3 separate regions of the Homo sapiens genome follow, and all the other regions are linked to region 3. The links are chromatin loops, found by intact Hi-C in ENCODE. Cell type or tissue: CD14-positive monocyte. All regions are shown on one strand. Links, peaks and the distances in the headings refer to the core of each region. The heading gives the core; the rest is flanking DNA.

Region 1 (6,577 bases), core at 866-5,865, 54 kb after region 3:
AAAAGTCTAGGAATGACTGCCTCATGAGATGATGATTAACTTCTTCTTGTGGCATCTAAGCCTCTTCGCAGTCTGGTCCATGCCTATTTTCCAGCATCATTCTTCACCATTTTAAACCCAAGAATTCTGGGATGGAGACACACTTAAAGAGTTGTATTACATACTTCCACACCTTGTCCTTCTAAAAATCTCCTAATTAGCTTTCAAACTCGGGAAAAAAAGTCACCTCTTCTGTGAAGCCTTCCCTGATAACCCCATCTAGACTTTCTGTGAAGAGATTGGTTACCCTGTTTTCAGCTTTCACTGCTTCTAGGTATGGCACTAGCCAATGATATAAAGATGTGTTTGCTTGACTGCCTCACATAGGGTGAAATTCTTTTTTTTTTTTTTTCCTGGTTTATTTCTTTATCCCCTGCATCTATGCCAATAGTTTATACGTAATAGGTGCACAATAAATATATGATTGGATTTTGGGTGGATAATCAAATAATATCTTGCAAAAGTCCTGCTATTAATTTATTTGGTAATTTATAAAGAAATACTGTAAGTGCCTATTATTAAACAGGTTCATTAGGCATCATGATGGTTGCATTGTGTAAAATATAGCCTTTGTTTATAAACTGCTTATAATCTAATTGAGGAAGGCAATCCACAGAGCAAATGTTATCTAACCAATACACAAAATGATCAAAGACTAGGGCAGTATGTATTATGTGCAATCAATGGAGATGATGTAAAGGAAGTACTGGGGTGAATGTTTTCTACTTTTTCTCCTTGAATCCTCCAGAGGCTTCGAGGAGGATGTACAAATATTCTGAACGCTCTTTGCCACATAGCCAAAGCCACACAAAATTGGGACTCCCATTCTCTTTCCCAAAGCTGTTTCCTGCATTCACTGTGCAACCTCTTGACTTGTTTGCCTATTTATAGTCTTGCTTCATCCCTCATGCTTGACACTCAGAACTGCTTTTCTGTCTCTGATGCTTCAGTTTTCCCCTGCCACCATCTGTAATTGATACTTGCTGGTTGGTTTTGTAGCCTCCCGTAAAGACCTAGAGTAAATAACCCACTTGGCATTTTCTTTCTTTCTTTCTTTTTGACAAAAAGTTTTTAATAAAGTACTTCTTTATTAGCAAAAAATAACCAACTTTTTTTTACACAAAAGTAGTGTTTTTCATAAGAATTAAAGATTTCTCATAAGCATAAAAGAATAAAAGGTGCTCATTTGTATACATGTGGAGCATCTTTAAGATGTTCAAAGTAAATTAAAATGTGAGTCTTTCTGAAGTGAGCTTTGTTGCTTACATGAATGCTTGATCACTGACATGTTCACCTGAGGGCAAAGGATCTACAATTTACAGCAATCATGCAGAAATGGGTTTTCTTTCATATGGATTCTACTTGGTTCTGCTCTTATACTTTGTTTTTTATTAAAAAAATTAAAATGTTAAGTGGAAACAAACAAAAACTAGGAAGGCCCTGAGAAGACTGCACCATGAAAATAGCATCATGAAGAGGCTGCCTGAATTCTACACCATAGATTGAATGAGAACCGCTTGCTGCCTCTGGGTCTTCACTGGCTTATGGGTAAATTTAGGGGAGGAAGAGATAATTACTAAGATGTCTTCTCAATTCTCAAATGATTTGCAGAGATGTTATATTAATTTTTTTCATTTTGCCTACATATATGCTTGATTTCAAAACTTCAAACTCTACAGAAGTAAATAAAATCTTAAAGTGTTTTTATTTATGTACACCTACCCCTCACATAAATGCATACACTTACACACACTCCACCCACATTCATATTCAGAAATGTAAAACACTGATCCTCCTTTACTTGAACTCACTCGTGGAGTATCTCTCAGACTGTGTTCTCTAAGTCCATGGAAAAACACAAAAATAACTTTCATTCTTCCTACTTTAGTCTATGATAAGCAACATACAAATATTACTTGCAGAATTAAACTTCATAGAATCTCAGTAATTATTTGCAAGTAAATAACTAGTTTTTTTGAGGTGGAGTTTTTCACTCTTGTTGCCCAAGCTGGAGTGCAATGTCGTGATCTTAGCTCACTGCAACCTCTGCCTCCTAGGTTTAAGCAATTCTCCTGCCTCAGCCTCCAGAGTAGCTGGGATTACAGGCGCATGCCACCATGCTCAGCTAATTTTTTTTTCTATATTTTTAGCAGAAATGGGCTTTCACCATGTTAGCCAGGTGGGTCTCGAACTCCTGACCTCAGGTGATCTGCCTGCCTCAGTCTCCCAAAGTGCTGGGATTACAGGCGTGAGCCACCGTGCCGGGCCAATAACTAGTTTTAATTCTATTTGCAATAAAGTAAAAATAATTTAAAGGTCATTTTCATCTTTATTCAAGTCTTTAGGTTTACTTTGTTTTTTAAATCAACTTCCAAGCAACATTTAAATATTATTTTCTTTAACTTAAACCAATTTTTACCCTGCTTTCATTTGCTTAGATGCGACATAAGCCCCAGTTTTCTACTGTTTTGTTTTTGTTTTTGGATGAAATCTTAGTTGTTTAATGAACTTCAATATTTATATTTAGTTAAAACTCTGCTATCATTTATAACCAGATGAGACAGCCATGGAAAGATAAATTGATAATTTATGCCTCTTGCATTAGGGAAACAGTTCTTGTATTTACAATATGCTGAGCACAGCAATTCCCTGCCTAGCCTCCTAATATTTGTGTACATTTTTATGGAGGAGTGTGACTTTCAAATTAAAAATGATTTGTTGCAAGAATATTGACTAGGAAATGCATCCTGAGAGAAGACAGCAGAGAAGAAGTAATGAGATTTTTTTGCTACCCCTAGCCCTGGGCTATTCAATAATTTTTCTTCTTTAAAGCTAAGAGGAAGAAAGAGAGCCTCAAACTGAGTGGCAGATGTTAAGTCAGGAAATGGGAAACTCCGCCTTCGCAAGAGCTTGAGTCGTCTCCGTGACCTCTGTGGCCTCGTTGAAAGGCTTTCTCTGAATTGAATGACAACACGGAGGCTGAGGGTAAGATTGCAAATCAGAGAACGTGGGTATGAATGGGAAGCTTTGACCCCTGCCCCTTGGGTGGTAGTTCAGACCTGGGTTAGGGTGAGGTGTGGAATTGCACTTCCAGATTGCAGCCCTGCCAGGAAGGTTTTTGCAATGCTGGGTGGTCTGGTAGGGTTTGAGGTCCCCCCACCAAGAGAAGAACCTAAGAAACTTTGCCTGCTCTTACCCTGGTTTCTGCTTGGCATCTCTACTTCTATGTTTCAGTTCTTCTTTCAGTACATCCAAATTGGCATCCGGGACTTGAGCACCATATGGCCCAGATGTTTTCTAGAATCACTGTGGGCATGCAAACAGAGACCACTGCCAGGGAGCCACTCCTACCTCATACTTCAGAGCATTTACACAATGATGTGGCTCAGAACAGATATAAGGCCCCTGCAGAAAGAGGACACCAACTGGTATGAACATGAGAGGGACAAAGAAAACAGTTCTGAACACGGTCTTTTAAGGTGGGGCTTTTTATGCCATTTTTTGTTTAAGTATTGCAAAAATTAACAAAACAGAACTGTAATGATTTAAACTTTTTAGCGGGAAATTCAAGAAATGTTTTGTTTTTATGTATTTTTTTTAAAGATGAGAGTTACCAAATCTAAACAACTTTTAAAATCTTCTTTAATAAAGTTGGTCCATTTTTCTCAAAACCTGCATCTTTGACAATTTATCATACATTGAGCTCTTCTCTCTCTCTTTACTGCATTTATCCAATTCATTTGATCTCTTCTTCCCTTATCGTTGCTTGTTAGCCAGGTAACCCTGGGAATATGTGCCTTTTAGCAACTTTCTGTGCACTTCCTTGTGTGTAACCTGCTGCCAAGCAGACAAAAATTATATTTATCACATTGGGGCAGGTTTTCACTACTGATAAGTATCAGCTGTCTAGAGAGCAGGTATGGAGAAGTTATAGGAGCAGCCTACGGAGACCAAAAACACACGGAGAAACAAGGGCTGCTAAACGGACATTTCCCTCAGAGGGACCAGCATGTGTTCCCAGCCAAGATGAAGAAGACACAGAGGGTGGGGGGAACTCTAAGAAAGAAAGGGGTTTTCAAGGGAGGGTGAGGGAGAAAAGGAGACAAAGTTAGCAGAGAAGGGAAATACTTTAGGTCTCAGAATGTGGCATCATAATTTTATCTGAAGTGATTGGGCTTAGAACAATAACACTGGCAAAGCCATCAGCTACTAGGAGGTTTCTTGAGGGATAACAAATCCTTTTGCTTTGATCAGGTTCTGTTGATTTTGGAAAGGGGGTGAAGTACGTTCTCACCCGGCGGGATGGGGTTTACTCCAGGGAGGCCCTTGATCACTTACTGGTATGCGTTTATCAGAATCATTGTCATCATTGTCATCATTTTCACCTTGTTTATTTGTCCATCACTAGGGATATAATACCCAGCATCATTCCTTTGTGTGTGTATTTATGTGTGTATGCAGAAGAAGCATTGATAGACTGGAAAAAAGAGATGAGAGGGCTCAGGAGGTTGAAAAAGCAATGAAGTAGGCACAGTTAGTGATGAGACACTGGGATGAAAGTACTTCAGATTTCAAAGGGTACAATTTCTTGTGATGTCCCCTTTTGGGGTGTAGCCAGGGCAATGCGAAAGCAAGAGTGGAGGAAAGACAAAAATTATTGAGAATCAGCTGGTAAAAAAGCTTCAAGATGGCTATTAGTATATCTTCTTTGGAGAAATATTTATCAAGTCCTTTGCTAATTTTTAAATTGGGCCATTTGCATTTTTATTATTGAACTGTAAGAGTTCTTTTTATATATTCTGGATACTAGACCCTTATCTGATTTGCATATTAGTTTATCCTGTTCTGTGGGTTGCCATTTCACTTTCTTAAAAGTATCCTTTCATGTACAAAAGTTTTAAATTTTAAACAAGTTCAATTTACCCATTTTATTTTTTGTTTCTTATGCTTTCAGTGTCATATCTAAGAAGGCTTTACCTCATCCATGGTCATGAAGATGTACTCCCATACTTTCTTTTCTCCTTTGTTTTTTATTGACACATAATAATTGTACATATTTATGGGGTACAGTTTTGATACATTTAAACAATGTGTGAGAACCAAAGCAGAGTATTTAACATGACCATAATCTTATACATTTATCATTTCTTTATGGTGAAAACATTCAACATCCCTTCGTCTAGCGATTTTGGAATATAAAATGCAATATTGTTAACTGTAGCCACACTTATTCTCATACTTTAATAATTTTATGGTTTTAGCCCTTATATTTAGGTATATGATGCATTTTTTAAAGCTAAAATTCAATTCATTTATCTTTTTTTTATAATTTCAACTTCTGTCTTAGATTCAGAGGGTACACGTGCAGGTTTGTTACATGGGTATACTGCATGATGCTGAGGTTTGGAGTACAAATGATCCCATCATCCAGGCAGTGAGTATAACACCCAGTAGGTACTTTTTCAGCCCCTCTACCTCTCTTCCCATTCTAGTAGTCCTCAGTGCCTATTGTTTCTATCTTTATGTCCATGTGTACCCAATGCTTAGCTCCCTTACAAGTGACAATATATGGTGTTTGGTTTTCTGTTCCTGAGTAAATTCACTTGGGATAATGGCCTCCAGCTGCATTCACGTTGCCACAAATAACTTGATTTCATTCTTTTTTATGGCTGTGTAGTATTCCATGGTGGATATATACCACATTTTCTTTATCTAATCCACTGTTGATGGACACCTAGGTTGATTCCATGTCTTTGCTATTGTGAATAGCACTGTCTTTTTGGTAGAACATATGAGTGCATGTATCTTTTTGGATTTATTTTCCTTTGGGTATACACCCAGTAATGGGATTGTTGGGTCAAATGGTAGTTCTGTTTTATGTTCTTTGAGAAATCTCCATGCTGCCTTCCACAGTGTTAAATTAATTTACATTCCTACCAACAGCGTATATGTGTTCTCTTTTTCTCACTGTCTTGCTTGTTATTTTTTGACTTTTTCATTATAGCCATTCTGACAGGTGTGAGATAGTATTTCATTGTGGTTTTGATTTGCATTTCTCTAATGATTAGTGATGTTGAGCATTTTTCATATGTTTGTTGGTCATTTATATGTCTTCTTTGAAGAAGTGTCTGTTCATGTCTTTTGCCTACTTTTTAATGGGGTTATTTGTTTTTTGCTTGTTGAATTAAGTTCCTCATAGATCGTGGATATTAAACCTTTGTCAGATGCATAGTTTGTGAATACTTTCTTCTATTCTGTAGGTTGTCAGTGTACTCTATTCATAGTTTCTTTTGCTGTACAGAAGCTCTTTAATTAGTTCTCAATTGTCAGTTTTTCTTTTTGTTGCAGTTGCTTTTAAGGACTTAGTTATAAATTATTTCCCAAGGCTGATGTTCAGAATGGTATTTCCTAGAGTTTCTTCTAGGGTTTTTATAGTTTGAAGTCCTACATTTAAGCCTTTAATCCACCTGGAGTTAAGTTTTGTATATAGTAAAAGGTAGGGGTCGAGTTTCATTTTTCTGCATAAGCCTAGCCAGCT
Region 2 (6,577 bases), core at 564-5,563, 84 kb before region 3:
ACTGTTGTATTCCTGGTTTTGACTGTTTCCATCTCACTGCTGATGGAATTCCTAGTAAAACAAAAGAAAAAGCCTTATGTTCTTAATATAATAGTAGAGGGAGCATTTCATAATTCTTTAGAAAGGCCTACAGACCTAAAAGTGAGGATGCTTTCTAATGAGGAATCTGCATCACCTGGCCCAAGATCTGGTGAACTAAAGAGTTTGGGATCTAGATAGAAGTGAAAAATATGAACTCCAGAAAAGAAAGACTCTTAAATTCTCATGATAGAACATCAGATTTTCAACTACTGCAAGACAAATTTTTACTTATTTCTGGTTTCTGGAAGCTATGTTAAATTAGTTTGTGTTCTAAAATTTGAAAAGAATAGTCTGATTAAATTTCAAGATTACAAAATCCTCCCCAATGATATATTAAAATATGTATTTGATGTAAAATATAAATCTTTAAAATACATATTTGATTTTTTTCCCCTATAGGTAAAACACAAAAACCTAAGATGGAGAAAGGTATAATATATTCAACCTCAATTTCATGCTTCCATCTTCGTCTTTGACTGGAGGCCAGAGATTCTGAACATACTTTTTGGTTATTTCATAAGACTCACAAACCTAGTTGCAGGTGATGAAAAACTTAACACTGTTTGGCATAAGCCACTCAACTGCCTTGGGAGAGTTGGAAATTTTCCCTTTCCCAAAGCAGCAGAGCTAGTCGTTGAGAAGGAAATGAAGCACTGCTGCATATAATGTGTAAATTCTACTTCTTAGGCTTAAAAAGAATGCTTACCAATTGAAAACAGAGGCCACGTGGGGTATGACCAATGACCTTGTTCACATAAAGGTGTTAGAACTAGCAAGATTTTTCTGGCTTTTCCCCCTCTCTATATATTCATGGAGGTATGTGTGGTCAGTGATTTGGGCATCTTCAGAATTCAGGTTTCTGAGTTTCCATAGACAACCTAGTAGAGAAAATTTTGGTTCTTGATCCAGGTGTTGTTGACTTTTAGTCTAAGATATTTATGTCTCAAATAAGTAGAGCGTTTTAAAGATTTCTTCAAGGTTTTGAGAACAGGAAAGACAGAGTGCTTTTTAGCATTGAAAGATATCTTTAATTTTCTCATTTCCTGTGTCTGGTGTATTCACCTTCAATATTTCTTTCCTATCAACAAATTTCTAAACAGCTCTCCAATAGCATTCCATTTGAAATGAAATTGATTTTGTCTTGATGTAGCTAACATTAGGAGCTAAGTGCATATTTCCTGTTTAATCATTTCAACTTCATTTCCTAAAAAATGAACATACTGAGTATTTAACCTCTTTGGTGGTAGGAAAAAAAAAGTGCAGTCTTGTTGGCCCAGAGCCTAAAAACACCCAATAAGAGCTTTAAAGGCAGCAGTGTAGGAAGCAGTTAAGTATGTAATTAGAAACAAATCTAGAATCCTAAGATTTTCATTGGATAAAAACTCAGAATTTCTGGGAGTCAATCTTAAAAGGCACCTAATCCAATCACACATCTGGAGTTTAAGTCCCATCACACCCTTGCCAAGCAGTCACCCTAACATATAATGTCTTATCATGGCAGGGACGGGGAACTTAGCATACCCCAAAACAGCTCTTCCAATCATAAGGAAGGTTTTCATTATGTGGACTCAGCATCTATGTCATGGTAATTTTTACTCATTGGCTCTGGAGAAATCAATGGGGGGCACACAAAACAACATCAACATTCTATTCCACAGCTCAGTAAAATTTTAGACAGTCTGACACCTCCAATTCTATCAACAGTACCTGCATTTCAGCTCTGTACTGCACAGACTCTGATTTGTTTATGAGAGTTTGCTACTATGACACCTGATCTCAAGCCCTTGTTCAAGTTGTAGCCCGAGCAGGGCAGAGTAAATCATGACTTTCATCAGTCTTATTCACAGCAGTGAGATTCTATTAAAGTCTCAACAACAACAAAACAACCTGATTCAAAAAGTGCCAAGACATTTATCCAAAAAAGATGTACAAATGGCTAAAAAGCCATGAAAAAATGCTCAAAATCACTGGGGAAATGCAAATCAAAACTATAATGAGAAACCATCTCATACCCATTAGTATGGCTACTATCAGAAAACCCCCCAGAAAAATACCAAGTGTTGAAGATGTGGAATAATTGGAACCCTTTTGCACTGCTGATGGGAATGCAAAATGGAATAGTCACTGTGGAAACAATACAGTAGTTCCTCAAAAAATCAAATAGAATTACCATATGATTCAGCATTTCTATTTTGGGGTATATACTCAAAAGAATTAAAGCAGGATTTCAAAGATATTTGTACATCTATATTCATAATAGCTAAAATATGGAACCAGCCCAGGTGCTCGATAAACGAGTGGATAAGCAAAATGTGTATTTATATCTGAAATATCATTCAGCTTTAAAAAGGAAAAAAACTCAATATTTGCTATAACATGGATGAATCTTGAGGACGTTATGCTTAGTGAAATAAGCCAGTCACAAAAAATATACTTTATGGTTTCATTTCTATGAGATACTTAGAGTAGTCAAAATCAGAGGTACAGAAAGTAAAATGATGGTTATCAGAGGCTAGGGGGAGTAGAAATGGGGGTTCTTTAATGGATATAGAGTTTAACTTTTTCAAAATGAAGAGAACTCCAGAGATGGAGGATGGTAATGTAACACAATGTGAATGTACTTAGTGCTACTGAAGTGTATGCTTAAAAGTGGTTAAGATGGTAAATTTTGTTATGTGCATTTTACCACAATAAAAAATTGAGCAAAATAGTCTTGTGTCATAGACTACTAACTCTGTCCCACAACTGAAATCTATTGAATGTATTATCAATCTTTTTTATCCTATCTAGTAGATACTATAGCCATCAGCCCTCTTCTACACACATCACTAATAAGAAGCAACATTTCTTGTTATCTGGGCCACGGACTATTCAACTGCTTTGATGTATATGAACTCTCTTAAGCTACTGTGGAGTAGATATTACTATTGTTTCTGTTTACCAGTGTGACAATGGAGGCACTTAATGAGAGATAAAGTTACCTTGCTGAAGTTTATACAGGTCATTAGTGGAAGAACTAGAGAATGAACTAAAGCTGTCTAGTTCTATGTACCAGACATGTTATGCTTAGTTGGTTTTTCTGGATCCAGATGAAAGACTGGTCACATATTTCTATTAGAAACCAATTTATATTTGTTCATCACTCTGATCCAAATCTTTACGGATCCTCAGCTGGCATTCACTCTCACTCTAGGTTTCATGCTATTAGCAATTATGATCTTGTTTTCTAAATCTCATCCAAGACATTGATAAATGTGTAAAACTGACAGGGCCAAACTAAAAAACACCCTCTGGTGCATTATGAGAAGCCTCCCTCCAGGCTGACATCTTTGCATTAGTCAACTACTTTGGGTAGTAGTTGGGTAGTATGAAACCATGTGTGTGGCTTTATAATTATACTATTTTTCTAGCTGAAGGTTTCTCAACTTTAATGTCACAACACACTGGTGTTTTGCAATGGACTGTGAGGTATTTCATAACTAGTTTCTTTAAAAAATAGAACAGACTAAAGATTACCACCAAGTTAAAGCCATTCTCATTAACTTCCATTTTATCAAACTTTTTTGCATGTGGTATACAGGGTTAGGTGTTATAGCTGGCATGGGAATAATAGTGGGTATGTCCCTGGGAGAGTGAAATTAAAAAAATCAACTATCAAAAGTGTAGTGGTAGAAAAAAATGATAAATGCTGCCCTGGCTCACATTTTTTTTTTCATCTTGGTTATAAGAATTTAATAAGAAACTTTGTCAAATTCAATTTTAGTATTTCCTCTATTTTCATGGCCATGACCTCGTATCAGGTTCCTAACTTCTCTTTCATAGAGTATCAGAATGGATTTTTCACCTACTTTTTATTGTGAAAAACTTCAAACATATAGAAAAACTGAAATATAACAAACATCTATATGCCCACCTAGATTCCACATTTTACCAAAGTTCTTTTATCTGTATGTATATGTATGTACATATTTTGTTCCCTGGACCATTCGAAAATAGGTTGCAAGTATGACAATTTTTCTGGGGCCAGTAATTTGCCTTTGATCCATTCCCTGCTCTTCACCCTACACTGTGAAGGTACCTCTGGGAGCCATTTACTGCAAACTGCATTTCCCAGACTCCCTTGCAACTGGGTTTTGTAGGTTTTGGCCAATGTAAAGCATGGGCTGGAGATTGGATGAGAAGACAGGGTGTTTCTACCACTCTCTGTGTTTTGGGAAATGACTTCGTTTACTTCTGTCAGCCCCTTTTTCCACAATCCAGGCTTCCACTGGGGAGTCCTGGCTAGTTCCCACTGGACAGCCTTGGCTCCTGGACTCTGGTAATACAACCTCCTTCCATTGTCTCTTCAATCCCAGGGTGGTAGTGGTTTCCTGCTTTAGCTAATCTCTGGGTTGCCTTTTTGTCCCATTAGCCCTTTCACTTCTGACACTTTTTAGGCCAGTTCCCTGTATTGAATCCCATCTTTTGAACACCCTTTTGTGTGTGTGTGTGAGTTCTGTTTTCCTGATTCTGATTAACACGGCCTTTAAATTCTTCCCATTTCTCCTAAAAATAAGAACATTCTTTTATTAACCTCGATACCATTATCACTTAAGAAAATTAAGAATACCTCCCTAATAACATATAACACTCCAGCCCATATTAACATTTCTCAACTTGCTCCCCAAATGCAGTTTATAGTGACTGTTTCAAACTAAATCCAAAGTTTATTCATTGCATTTGATTGTTAAGTCTTTTCAGTCTCTTAATCTAGAACAATTTCACTAATTCCTTCACCTGCCCCCTGACCCATGCCCCACCATGATATTGACTTCTTAAAGAGACTAGGTCAGTGGTCTTCTAGAACATCCCTGAATTTTTCTGACTTTTCTTCTTGGTGCTATGGGACTTGTTCCTAACTCTAGTTTCTATAACCCAGAAGTTAGGTTATACAGGCTTGATTAAAGTCAAGATAAATATTTTTGGCAAGAATACTTAATAGATGCTGCTGTTGATTTCATATTGCATCACACTAGGAAATATACCACATCAGGATGTCCAGCTTCCAGTGATAATACATTTGATCATTTAGATAAGGCCATGGCTACTAGATCTCCCTGAATATAAATACATTTTTTACTTTTGCATTTTGTTTTTGGCATTCTTGTAGCCCTGTATGATAACTAATTGAATGTTAGTATTTGTTACATATAGTTTAGTTATCTTTACAGTTTCTATAGAATACTACCTTGGGGATTGTACATGTTCTATAAATATTTAGGAAATGAATGACCTGCCATGAATTTTATAGCAGCATGATTGCTTGCTCATATATCCTAGTTCCGTTTTCACTCATCTCTTTTTTTGTTCATCTCCTTTACTCTTAGTTTTTACCTCCACTGAAGAATGAATGAAATATAAATGGATTGGCACTAAAATCAACTTGCTTTCTGTCCATTCAAATCAGCCAACTCAACATGTCTGAAAACTCATCAACCTTCCTACCAAACTTGCTCTTCTCCCTGCATTGCTTAACTCAGTGCGTCACTCAGTAGCACCAGCCACCCACTAGACTGGAGGTTCATCTCTGATCCCTGACTGTCAATCACACCACTCATTCAGTTATTTCCCAAGCTATGTCCATTCTGGCTCCCTGTACGTCAAATCACTCAAATCTTATTACCATTACTCAAGGTTAGTTTTTCACTAATTTTCAGGTAGACTACTTCAAAGACTCACTTTCTCGCTTCCAGATGACCTCCCTCAAATCTCTCCTCCCTGGTTCATACTGATGGCCCAGGTTTCTTCATCTCAACCTCCTACTTAAACTCTTGTCAATCAACCTCCATTGTTAGCAGGATTCAAGCCTCGCTCTATCAAGGGCTGCTTGCTCTCCAGTCTTGCATCTTGATGCCGTGCCTTCTGCACCCACTACACGAGCCCCCATGTGTTACAGTCACAACGGACTGTACTCTCACGTTTACACACTTGTGCCCCTGCTGCTGCTCCTTGCTGTGGCACTCCACGTTGTATTCCCCTGGTTATCCTTTACTCATGCCTCAAGTCTTAGCTGAACAGGCATCTCTATGTGAATCCTTCCCTGATTCTCTCAGTGTATCCTTGCATCCAAGCACCTAGCACAGTGCTGACACAAGTAGGTGACCAATACATGTCTACCCACCCCACTGAAGGGGGTATCCAGCCATACTTCTCTCTGCAACCCTGAAAAGGCTTTCCCTGGTTCTTCCTTCCATCTGAATCAAACCCGAGCCCCGTTAGTCTCTCTTAGCAAAAATTTCCTCTATTGCCTAGACTTATGGCTAGATATAAATAGATATCAAAAATATAAAAATGTAGGAAAAAAGGAAAGAGTCAAGGCTGGAGGCAGAGTTTCCCAGAGCAGCAGCAGGGCCACTCTGTAGGTCTGTAGAGAAAGCCTGGGGACAAGAAGTCTAGTGAGGTACAGCTAACATCAGGCTGGATTATGTTATTGCCAGGAGTAAAGGGCCAACTCCAA
Region 3 (6,577 bases), core at 1,017-6,016:
GCTAGAGTCAGGGAGGCAGGGAGCAAAGTAAAGTTTGAGAAAAAAAAATCAGCTTTGGCCCCAGTGCCACCCTCTTTTCTCTCAGTCTCTGCTTGCAGTGTTGCAACTGTGTTTGGGGGTGTATGCTAACTTTGGGAAGACGTTGGCAGAGTGCTTTGAATGGCTATGTCATTTTTCATACAGCTGTTTTCTACCCAAGTTTTCTGGTTAAGTAGCATTTTTGCTTTGGTTTGCTTCCCCATTTTGACATCAATCTGTGTCCAGTGTTCTTCAGTGGTTCTCAGAGACTTGGCATCTGGCTACACTGATGTGATTCAGGTGCAAACACAGACGGTTGGAGAGAAAGTGCCTCTACTGGAAAATGCCTCTAGAAAGCACTTCTGAGAAGCTTGCTCTTTGCCACAGATACTGCTTTGCTCCATTCTAGCTTGGTTTGGCATACCCATAAATGTCTCCATACGGTTTATTAGGTTTTTGGTAGTAAGCTTATTCTAAAATAATTGGCTAAATGAAATGAAAACAGTCACAACTTGTTCCATAAAGAGATGATCTAATTTCAGCAAATCAGTGCCACTCGTTCTGGATTTTATCTTATAGTTTGTAAACATGGAGCAGGTAAGAAGTATGAGGCAGGTTGACAGCATTGTCTAGGTTGTGCACTGAACATCCTGGGGTACACCATTTAAATAGGCTTCTTTGAGTACTGACAAAATGACTCACCTTGCTGATGGCAGCGGCAGGCCATCCGGAGGGGCCGCTGCTATCATGTGGGCTGCAGTGGGGAGGCGCAAGAGGCGGCAGCAGGAGCAGCTGTGAGAGCAGCAGTGGTGGCGGTGGGTCCCCTGTACCCCGCGTCCCCGAGGCAGCCGACTGCACCACCCCCACCCTCGCACGGCCGGGCAGCACCTGCTCTCGCGCCCGGCCTCCACCGCGGCCTCAACCTCACTTCCCACTGCATGCTGGGGGAGGTGAATACCTGGCCGACAGCGCAGCTGGTACACGCAGGGCCGGCCCTAGGAGCGTCAGGTTCATTTGTGCCGGGTTGGCCCGAGTGCTGCGCCACCTGCACCTCACCCACTGCCCTGGGAGCTGAGCCAGTCTCCCACCGGTGGGGGAGCAGCGCGGTCAGGCACAGAGGGGCGGGCAGAGAGAGGCCCCAAGGTGGAGCTGGGTCTGGGGCAGTGCCACATTCCACAGAGCTGGCAGGAGCAGGCAGGATCCCTACCCTCCCAGGCGTGGCTGCAGCTGTCCAAGTTGCTGCTGGGGACCCAGGCACAACTGTACTCTCCCGGGCCCGGGAAAGCTTTCCCTTCCCCCTACAGGCTCGGAGGTGTCTGCTCCCACTGCCTGGCTTCTCCCCTCTGTTAGCGCCTGCTCTGATCACAGAGAAAAGTTGAAGACAAGCCCAGGTGCTGTCACAACCTGGCTAGGTGTGCTCACGCTCAGGGCAATGCTAACAAGCCAGCCCCCTGCCACCTAGGCCCCCTCTGGACTTTGGATGCCAACAAGCTTGGGAGGGAGACTGAGGGGGCACTGAGGGCAGCTTGGCACTGGTCTGCAGGCGCCCCTTGGCACAAACAGCCTGGGCGCCATGAACAGTGGCAAGAAGCAGACAGACTACTGTGGGGAGGGGGACAGGTCCCCCGTGAAGCCAGGGAGGTCCTGAAGCCTGGGGGCCAGGCTTCTAGTCCTGCGGACAAGAGTGGGAACTTGTGGTGCCTTTTTCCAGGCCTTCCCATGGCCATGGACCAATCAGCGTACACTTCCTCCCCTCTGAGGCCCGTGAAAGCCCGGACTCAGCCAGACTAGAGGAGACAATGGGAAGACTTAGCTGCAGAGAGAAGCTGCCCACGCCAGAGTCTCCTCTCTGCTGAGAGCTGGGGAGACAATGGGACGACCCTCTCTGCTGAGAGCTAAAGAAATGATAGGACGACCAGCTGTAGAGAAGAGCTACCCTGTGCTGAGAGCTGAACACTCGTCGGGACACTGGCTACGGAGAGGAGCTGCCCATTGCGGGTCTCCTCTGAGCTCTCCTATTGCTCAAAAAAGCTCCTCTTCATCTTCCTTACCCTCCACTTGTCTGTGTACCTAATTCTTCCTGGAGGCAGGATAAGAACTCAGGACCCACTGAATGGCAGGGCTGAAGGAGCAGTAGCACAAACAGGGCTGAAACACGACCTTTGCCCACCATGTTGCGGGCAACAAGAAGGAGAGAAGGAGAAAAGAGCTGCAGCCCTTTGGGGACCCCAGACCTAGGAGATCCCTGAGCCAGGGCTGTGATACCCGCTTTAGGACTCTGTGGTTCTGGGCATCTCCAAGGTTCTGGGTGCCACACTATGTTCCCCAGTGTCAGCCGTGGAAGCTGCTTATGGTACGTCTCGTCAAGCCACAGCCTCGCAGGGAGCTAGCGCCCATGCTGGTGCCTAGAGGTGCCTGTCCTGCTGCAGCTGGTATGCCTGGCTGTGCACAGTGGCCGGATCCCACGCTCTCTCACACACCCCTCACTTCTCCACACCTGGCTCGCCCTTGGCAGGCATGGGATCCAAGCTGGTAGAGGGAGCCAAGCGCAGCCTGACAGGCCAAGTGGGCAAAATGAGCTCAGTGGGCCACAGCAAAACTCGGGCAGAGGCGCCGCTGGCCACAGAGGTTTCTGGCTGGTGAAGCAACACTGCAAGGGTCCTGTAACATTGCTATTCAAGAAATTTAATCTTACAGGAATGGTTTTACAAAATTAGATTCAAAGATGGGGAAAAATATCCTATGAAAATCAGAGAATCTGGTCACCATTAAACTATAGTTCTGGGAAATTATTTTTTTGCATTAGAGCTGAATGTTTCATTTGACTCTCAACTTTATACGCCAAATTGCATATTTCACATAAATAACAGAGTTACCTCTTCTCCAACCTCCATTCTCAGTCTCTAGGAATAACCACTTTCAACTCTTGAGAGTTATTCTTTAGGTATTTCCTCTATATTTCAAAATCCCATATTTAAACTGCTTTTACTTGATTTTCCTGTTTTAGATATTATCTTTGGACTTCCTGTATACCATGGAAGATGAGAATTGAGCTTTCTTAAATATCTGCCCTCTTCAGTTCCACCCTAACTTTCTACAGAACTATATAATTTCAAGGTAGATCACACTTCAGTGTTTGTATTGTTCTGAATGTGATTTTTAGTCACAGCTGAGTCATGTGGTATAGTATTATTATATTTCCTTTCTTGTTGACCTTCTTGTTTTCCCTGTTAATAATTGTTTGTTCTTTTGTTAGCTTGGTTATCTATACACACTCACTAATTCATTCCTAACTCTCCATGTTCATGTTCCAACGCAGTCTGATTATTCTCAAGGCCTGCTACCTATTCCAGGTTGGAAATCATTTTTGCTCCACATTTTGAAGTAATTGCCCCATTGTTTTCTAGCTTCCACTGCTGGAGTTGAATAATCCAATGGCATTCTGATTCTGGATCTTTTGTCTGTGACACTTCTCCTTTTTCATTTCATGAGTCCCTTTGAGGACCCATGTGACTAGGGGCGGATTTCTTCCTATTCTCTGCATTGGTTTTGTTCCCTGCAAGTTCCTTTTTTTTTTTTTTTTTTTTTTTTTTTTTTGCTGTTTTTAAATTTTGGTTTCCTACTCCTCTGTTAGAGACTTTCCTCACCTGTCTAGTGATCTCTGGCTTTCCATTCACATTTAAACAAGCTATGAGAAGCTTTCTATATGGAGGAAGGGTTTTGTCAACTGCTAGACTCCATCCTGGGGCTGGAGTTGGTAAACTGAGGCCCATAGGCCAAACCAGTGGGTCAAAAATGACCCACTGCTCATTTTTATATGGCTCTAAGTGTGGTTTTTATATTGTTAAATGTTGAAGAAAATAATGAGAATAATATTTTCTGACACATGAAACTTCTTTATATTTTTATTCCAGTTAATTTTCTATAAAGAACAGGGTGAATGAATCCTAGTAGCTGGAATTCCGGTGGGAAGAGAACTATCTGGCATTCCTCACCCCCAAGAACCTGTATTCCTCATTAAAATGTTTCTGACCTTTTCATAGTTCTGATCCCAACTAGTAGACAGCTTTGCTATTGATAGAACCCGGAAAATTCAGTCATCATCCCCCTCAAGCCTGCTTCCATCTGACTGCTTGACAGACAATGGTGGTGATAGAGCTGCTCTGGAAAAAGTAACACTATGCCCACACTGTAATTGTGCTGTATCAAGCTTGCAAGTCCCAGATGGGAGTCGTGGGATGTTCTGCTTAACAGTTTAGTATGTGACTAATAGAGGATGTGCTCTTTGGGGCTGGATATTTCAGCAGAACCAGACAAATATCCTGTATGAGGAGTTTAGGGCCATAATTGTAAGAGTTTCCAGGGAAGTGGCTAAGGTAGGAGGGCTTTGGACATTGAATTACAAGTTTCTTACAACCTACACAGAATCTTTTTAAAAGACTTTTTTCTTTTTCTTGATAGGGCAGTCTGGACCCCTGGCTGATGTAGTGAACTTAGTTCCGCCTTCCTGACTAGTGTCAGGAATCATCTCTCAGAGATGTGGTCTTGCTACACAGAGACTGTCAGAGGTTATCTTTCTCTCACTACAACCAGTCATTTCCAAAGATAAGGGCACACTCAGGAGCATTTTCCTTGGGCTCTGAGAAGAGGCCTTGAACCCTGGCTCTGCAGGGCTGCTGTGATAGCACCAGAGGGGCAGGATGGGAGGCAGAACGACACAGATTCACAGGAACAAGTGTGTGCTCAGCAACTGAGGTACTTGTATTTTCAATAGGAACATAATCTTTTAAAAATGTTGATCAGTTCACATCACTATATTATGCAAAATATTCTCGTGGTTTCTCATCACATTTGTCACTAACTCCAAGTTCCTGGCCGTGGTGGCCTAGAAGGCCCTGCATGCTCTGGCCTCTTCCATCTCTCTGATCTCCTTTCCTGCTGTTTTATCCTTTGCTCATTCTGCGCCACCCACATCCGCCTCCTGTCTGCTCCTTGAACGTGCCAAGCTAGTTCCTTTCTCAGAGTCTGCATTGGCTCCTCCCTCTGCCCAGTGTGGTTTCCTCACATCTTTAGATGACTTACTCTCTTACTTCATTCAGGTGTCTGCTGAAATGTCAGCTCCTCACAGATCTTTCCTAACCATCCTCTCTAAAATAGTCCCCTCCCATCATCTGTCACCACTGGCAATCCCTCTATCAGCAAACTGGGATTTTGTCTGTCTCATCTCAGACCCATGCCCCACCTTCCTCCACTTTCTCTCTACTGCGGAGGCTGATCTCTGCAAATCACATCTCCTAGCCTCCTTTGCCAGTTGGCTTCAAGTTAACTTTGGTCATTACTCTTTTGGGGGAGAGGAGAAAGAAGGAAGTGGAAACGCCCAGGAGATTTCTCACCTTTTCTCTCCTTTGGGTGGCATCTCCAGATATGGCTGCATCTCCCCCATGATTCTAGCATCTGCGAAGTGGCCTTGGCCTCTGGGCTTCAATAATACCATTTCTTTCCTTTATTCTCCAGCCCAATAGGCAATTGCAAATTCCCAGTTTGCCTTATTGTCATGTTTGCTCTTTAAGCATTTCTGACACTGTTCTAATTTCCCATATTAAATCCTGGAATACTCTTTATTGGACTGTTTTCCTGGCTGGATCCTGATTGGTCTATCCTGCTGTATGTTTTTCATAGCACTTGTCACTACCTGTTATTATATTATTATCGGTTTATGTGTTTATTTTCTGTCTCCTGCATTAGAATGTAATTTCCATGAGGCCTACATGCTTGGGAACTCTGGGCAGACATTGGAACCTGAAATTAGAGGGCTGTGCATTTCTACTTCCTGACCATTTCTCAGAGAGCTGGAAAGAAGGCCCTCCTGTGTTTCTGTCGAGAAGGCAACAAGCACAGTTAGAAAGGAGGAGCTGGGCCAAGTGCTATGTGGGAAGCTCTAGCTGCTCTAAGACGTTCTCTGGTGTATTTCCAGCTTCAGGGAGACATGTCCAAATTCCAGCTCCAGGAATTGGGAGTAATGGGAACTGGCCCTATAGGGAGAAAAAGGCACCATGGGAGACTTTGGAGCACATTAGGGGAGGAACCTACAGGTTGGTTGGGGCTGGGGAGGGAGGACTTTCTACTCAGCTGAGGAGATAGGGACTGAGGTATGAACACAATAACTAATGTTGCATGTGGGACACACTGCTGTGCCCTGCCCTAAGTGTTTCACATTATTAACTTCAATGCATAAAACTACATTAAACTACATATTTGAAAATACCAAAACTAACCACATGCTTTATTTGATTTTAAAAAGTTGACAGTTTAATTTGTTCTTGAATTACTGGTTTATTTTTAACAGAACAAATCAGTGATATAAATAAATAAACAAGTAAATATCAATCCCAGACAGACACCAGGAGATAAGATGAATAGGTGTGGATGCTTTGCTAAAGATAAAAATGACCGATGAGAATGAAGGATGACTTCTTATCTCTCAGGGAGGGCTGTGTACATGCAAGGTGCGGGTCTCTTCTACTGCATACCATTTTTAGCAACCACTTTTGTTTTCAAG

The links. Hi-C counts contacts between places; a loop is a spot of excess contacts. Peaks named below come from ENCODE experiments on the same cell type or tissue, not always from the same donor. Only the 100,000 strongest peaks of a DNase experiment are listed, where the experiment ranks them.
Region 1: it touches region 3 in a loop (4-fold over the local background); 2 of 110 quality-filtered maps call a loop at or near these places.
Region 2: a loop joins it to region 3, with 4 times the contacts of the local background. A loop is called at or near these places in 3 of 110 quality-filtered maps.

What each region holds. Positions count from the first base shown.
Region 1 is chr2:160,701,136-160,707,712 of GRCh38, forward strand. No RefSeq gene overlaps it. Among named protein-coding and RNA genes, the nearest start is that of RBMS1, 210 kb to the left of the region's middle. In CD14-positive monocyte, for the core only: no CTCF peak of the experiment used is centred there; a DNase peak (open chromatin) is centred at 2,956; H3K4me3 peaks cover 1,064 bases; H3K27ac peaks cover 1,030 bases.
Region 2 is chr2:160,563,438-160,570,014 of GRCh38, forward strand. The region is part of intron 2 of LOC105373718 (a long non-coding RNA gene); the gene reads right to left. Among named protein-coding and RNA genes, the nearest start is that of RBMS1, 73 kb to the left of the region's middle. RefSeq lists an enhancer at 6,214-6,383. In CD14-positive monocyte, for the core only: no CTCF peak of the experiment used is centred there; a DNase peak (open chromatin) is centred at 3,494; H3K4me3 peaks cover 3,166 bases; H3K27ac peaks cover 4,937 bases.
Region 3 is chr2:160,647,394-160,653,970 of GRCh38, forward strand. LOC105373718 (a long non-coding RNA gene) reads right to left here and starts at 1,129. Exons shown (of 3, transcript XR_923526.3): 1 at 977-1,129; 2 at 721-810. In CD14-positive monocyte, for the core only: no CTCF peak of the experiment used is centred there; DNase peaks (open chromatin) are centred at 3,528, 4,278 and 5,078; H3K4me3 peaks cover 1,434 bases; H3K27ac peaks cover 3,591 bases.